Linked DNA regions of Homo sapiens: region 1 is linked to region 2. A link is a loop called in an ENCODE intact Hi-C map of the cell type or tissue named here. Cell type or tissue: pancreas. All regions are shown on one strand.

What was found. A loop is a pair of places that touch in the nucleus more often than their neighbours do. Peaks named below come from ENCODE experiments on the same cell type or tissue, not always from the same donor. Only the 100,000 strongest peaks of a DNase experiment are listed, where the experiment ranks them.
Region 1: it touches region 2 in a loop (3-fold over the local background); 108 of 110 quality-filtered maps call a loop at or near these places.

The regions. Positions count from the first base shown.
Region 1 is chr19:18,061,173-18,063,672 of GRCh38, forward strand. It overlaps IL12RB1 (interleukin 12 receptor subunit beta 1), which reads right to left. Exons shown (of 17, transcript NM_005535.3): 14 at 1,009-1,105; 15 at 1-25. Among named protein-coding and RNA genes, the nearest start is that of IL12RB1, 25 kb to the right of the region's middle. In pancreas, no CTCF peak of the experiment used is centred here; no DNase peak of the experiment used is centred here.
Region 2 is chr19:18,009,217-18,011,716 of GRCh38, forward strand. ARRDC2 (arrestin domain containing 2) reads left to right here. Exons shown (of 8, transcript NM_015683.2): 4 at 376-478; 5 at 567-823; 6 at 980-1,142; 7 at 1,356-1,513. Among named protein-coding and RNA genes, the nearest start is that of ARRDC2, 2.3 kb to the left of the region's middle. In pancreas, no CTCF peak of the experiment used is centred here; DNase peaks (open chromatin) are centred at 489 and 1,163; H3K4me3 peaks cover 74 bases; H3K27ac peaks cover 387 bases.

The sequences.
Region 1 (2,500 bases), 52 kb after region 2:
CGGCGGGCACAGGTGCCGTGCGGCCCTGGGGAGGAAAGGGGACCAGTGAGAGGAGCTGAGGTTTTTTTTTTTTTTGGAGACGGAGTCTTGCTCTGTTGCCCAGGCTGGAGTGCAGTGGCGCGATCTCGGCTCACTGCAACCTCTGCCTCCTGGGTTCAATCGATTCTCCTGACTCAGCCTCCTGAGTAGCTGAGATTACAAACGTGTGCCACCACACCCGGCTAATTTTTGTAGTTTTGGTAGAGAGAGGTTTCGCCATGTTGGCCAGGCTGGTGTCCAACTCCTGGCCTAAAGCGATCTGCCTGCCTCAGCCTCCCAAAGTGCTGGGATTACAGGAGTGAGCCACCGTGCCCGGCTTGAAAGCAGCTTTCAATCAGACATGCCCACCAGTGTCACCGCCCCTTTCCATGGGAATGACCAAGGACCCAAAAGTTACTATCCCTTCCCTAGAAATTTCTGCATAGGATCACCTGAGGTCAGGAGTTCAAGACCAGCCTGGCCAACATGGTGAAACCCTATCTCTACTGAAAATACAAAATAAATAGCTGGGTGTGATGGCACGCACCTGTAGTCCCAGCTACTTGGGAGGCTGAGACAGGAGAATGGCTTGAACCCGGGAGGGGGAGGTTGCAATAAGCCAAGATCGTGCCACTGCACTCTAGCCTGGGTAACAGAGTAAGACTCCATCTCAAAAAAGAAAAAAAAAAGAAAGAAATTTTGCATAAACTGCCCCCCTTAATCTGCATGCAATTAAAAGTAAGTATAAATCTGACTGCAAAACCGCTCTCAGCGGCTACTCTCCGCCTACAGGGAAGCCCTGCTCTGCAGAGGCAGTCACGGAGCTATAACTGCTGCTTCAATAAAGCTGTTTTCTTCTACCTCTGGCTTGCCCTTGAATTATTTCCTGGGCAAAGCCAAGGACCCAATCTGCGGGCTAAGCTCCACTTTAGGGCTCCCCTGCCCAGCATCATTACCATCGCTATGGTAACGGTAAGAGGTGTCAGTTACCTGTTCAGGCCAAGGTAGCCAAGGACGCCCACGAGAAGGATGCTCAGGAAGCTCCCCAGGGAGGCGAAGAAGATGAGCCAATCAGAAACCTGCACTTCTGAGGTGGGAGAGCGTGGGTTGGCAGAGGGCTACCTCCTGCCTCTTCCTCAGGGAAGGAGCTAGGAGGGCCTGGTTTCTCCATGAACTTGCTGCTGATCCTGGTGCACATGCCACGGGCTTCTCACTGGGAGACCACAGAACCCACCTGCCCGGTAGCTGTCAAGAAATAAAGGCCTGGCATGCAGGAAGTGTTCAAGACTCTGTAATTCCAGGCCGGGCACAGTGACTCATGACTGTTATCCCAGCACTTTGGGAGGCCAACGTGGGCTGATCACCTGAGGTCAGGAGTTCGAGACCAGCCTGACCAATATGATGAAACCTGTCTCTACTAAAAACACAAAAATTAGCTGGGCGTGGTGGTGTGCGCCGGTAATCCCAGCTACTTGGGAGGGTGAGACAGAAGAATCGCTTGAACTCGGGAGGCGGAGGTTGCAGTGAGCCGAGATCGCATCATTGCATTCCAGCCTCGGCAATAAGAGGGAAAATCTGTCTCAAAAAGATAAAAAAAGACTCTGTAATTCCAGGAGCCTGCACATAGGGCACATGTGGCTGCCCCTGGACCCAGGCCTGCCTGCCCCCCACCAACCCTGACTCTTTTGTTCTCTGGGTTCCAGTTGGTTCTCTTGGAACTGAAAGGACACCGTGGCATGAACAGGGATCATTTGATCTCTGAATCTCTTATAACCATGCACCCGACAACAGAGCCTGTGTTGTTCTCTTCCTCCTCCTCCTCCTCCTCCTCCCTCTTCTTCTATTCCTCTTCCTCTTCTTCTTCTTTCTTCTCCTTCTTCTTCTTCTATTTTTTTTTTTTTTTTTTTTTTTTTTTTTTTTTTTGAGACAGGGTCTTGCTCCGTCGCCCAGGCCAGAGTGCAGTGGTGCAGTCACGGCTCACTGCAACCTTGAACTCCTGGTCTCAAGCCATCCTCCCACCTCAGCCTCCTGAGCAGCTGAGACTACAGGTGTGCACCACCACACCCCACTATTTTAAAAATATTTTTTGTAGAGATGAGGTCTCACCATGTTGCCCAGGCTGGTCTTGAACTCCTCGGCTCAAGCAATCCTCCAGCCTCAGCCTCCCAAAGTGCTGGGATTACAGGTGTGAGCCACCACACCGGGTTTTGCCTGTGTCCTCCTTATTTTTGCATTCATTTATTTGTCGCTCAATGAACAGATTCCTGCATCTTCCTCCTCCCCAAGAGCCCCCAGATACCTTGACACATCTACCCCAACCCCGCAGTGTCAGACCAGGGAGAAGGGACAGTTGTAAACAAGGGCATGGCCAGAAGGAGGCAGAGAAGTCTTGCTGGAGGAGGGAACTTTTGAGCTGAGTTTTGAAGGACGAATAGGAGTTGGACCGTGTGGAAAACAAACATTCCAGGCAGGAGGCAGGGAA
Region 2 (2,500 bases):
GGGCCCTGGCAGGGAGGGAGGCAGGTGTGGGAATGCGTGTGGAATCCACTGGGATCTGCACCCATTTGCCGTGTGACTCTGGGCAAGTGTCTTGAAGCCCTCTCTGAGCCTCAGATGCCTCTTCTGTGAAATAGACCAGAGCTAGGGCTTACCAAGTGTGAATTACACACCAAACACTTGGCTTATACATTTCATTTCTGGCTTTATAAGATGGGTTGTGTTCCTGGCTCTATTTAACGGATAGTTCCTGGATTGTTAAAAAGAAACCAAGCCCTGCCCAAAGTCCTCCCTCAGCTGGGGGTGGTTTGGAAGCTCCACAGCGACTGTGGTTTGCACAAAGTGACTCATCCATGTCACTTTCCTCTACACCGACAGGCACCTCAAGCGGGGGCTCGGGAAAAGGTTGCCCGATCCTGGTACTGTAACCGTGGCCTAGTCTCCCTTTCGGCCAAGATCGACCGCAAGGGCTACACCCCAGGTAGCAGGCGGACCGGACTGGGTTGGGACGGGGGCTGGTGTTGGGGTTGCAGGAGGGGAAACTGAGGCCCCACTGCTCCTTGCTGCAGGAGAGGTCATCCCTGTCTTTGCCGAGATCGACAACGGCTCCACACGTCCTGTGCTGCCTCGGGCAGCCGTGGTGCAGACACAGACGTTCATGGCCCGAGGCGCCCGAAAGCAGAAACGGGCAGTGGTGGCCAGCCTCGCGGGCGAGCCGGTGGGCCCCGGGCAGCGGGCGCTGTGGCAGGGCCGGGCACTGCGGATCCCCCCAGTGGGTCCTTCCATCCTGCACTGCCGCGTTCTACACGTGGACTACGCACTCAAGGTAGGGCATCCTGCTGGCCCTGGGGGACAGTGCCTACATTCACCCTGTATTCCCTCAGACTGGGGGAAGCTGAGGCCTCAGTCTCCCCAGGCATAGGAGGGAGGTGGGGGTTGGGGAGGCTGCCTGGGCACCCTCCCTTATGGTTCCTTCCTCCAGGTCTGTGTGGATATCCCAGGAACGTCCAAGCTGCTGCTGGAGCTGCCACTGGTGATCGGCACCATTCCCTTGCACCCTTTTGGCAGCCGTTCCTCCAGCGTGGGCAGCCACGCCAGCTTCCTGCTGGACTGGAGGCTGGGGGCCTTGCCGGAGCGGCCTGAGGGTAAGCTCCCACCCTGCTTGCATGCAGAGGGTGGGTGGATACACGGAGAGGTGGATGCCGGGTCAACTCTCTCACCACGAGTCCCCCGGAATCCCAACCAAAGGACATACAGCCTGGCAGCCCCAGAGCTGGCACAAGCCAGCTCCTGGCCCCTGGTCCCTTGGAGCAGGGCTCTCTCCTGCCAACCTCACCCACCCTGTCTCTCGCTTCCAGCTCCTCCTGAGTACTCGGAGGTGGTAGCCGACACTGAGGAGGCAGCCTTGGGGCAGAGCCCCTTCCCGCTTCCGCAGGACCCCGACATGAGCCTTGAAGGCCCGTTCTTCGCCTACATCCAAGAGTTCCGCTACCGCCCGCCACCCCTGTACTCTGAGGTGAGCTCAGGGGTCTGAGAACCACCCATGCCTCTCTGGGCCCTGGGAGCCTTGATGGGGTGGCAGACATAGTAGATGGGTTTTTTTTGTTTTTTTGTTTTTTTAGACAGGGTCTTGCTCTGTCACCCAGGCTGGAGTGCAGTGGCATAATCATAGCTCACTGCAGCCTCGACCTCCCGGGCTCAAGCAATCCTTTCGCCTCAGCCTCTTGAGTAGCTGGGACTACAGGCACACGCCACCACATCCTGCTAATTTTTGTGTTTTGTTTTGTTTTGCTTTGCTTTTTGAGATGGAGTTTCAGTCTTGTCACCCAGGCTGGAGTGCAATGGTGCGATCTCAGCTCACTTCAACTTCCGCATCCCTGGTAGAGCGATTCTCCTGCCTCAGCCTTCCGAGTAGCTGGGATTACAGGTGTTAGCCACCACACGTGGCTAATTTTTGTATTTTTAGTAGAGACGGGGTTTCACCATGTTGGTCAGGCTGGTCTTGAACTCCTGACCTCAGGTGATGGCCTGCCTCGGCATCCCAAAGTGCTGGGATTATATGCGTGAGCTACCACGCCCGGCCAATTTTTGTATTTTTTGTAGAAATGTGGTCTCACTGTGTTGCCCAGGCTGGTCTTGAACTCCTGGGCTCAAATGATCCTCCCATCTTGGCCTCCCCAAAGTGCTGGGATTACAGGCGTCAGCCACTGTGCCCGGCTGGCAGAGGATTTTAATTGTTGACAGAATTTCGCTACATACAGTCGGCCCTCTGCGTTAGCTGGTTTGGAATCTGCAGATTCAACCAAACATGGGTCAGAGACATTTGAAAAATAAATACATACATGGATAATACAGATTAAAAATATGATAGGCTGGGTGCGGTGGCTCATGCCTGTAATCCCAGCACTTTGAGAGGCCAAGATGGGAGGACTGCTTGAGGCCAGAAGTATAAGACCAACCTGGGTAACATAGCAAGACCCCCATCTCTACTGCAAATAATACA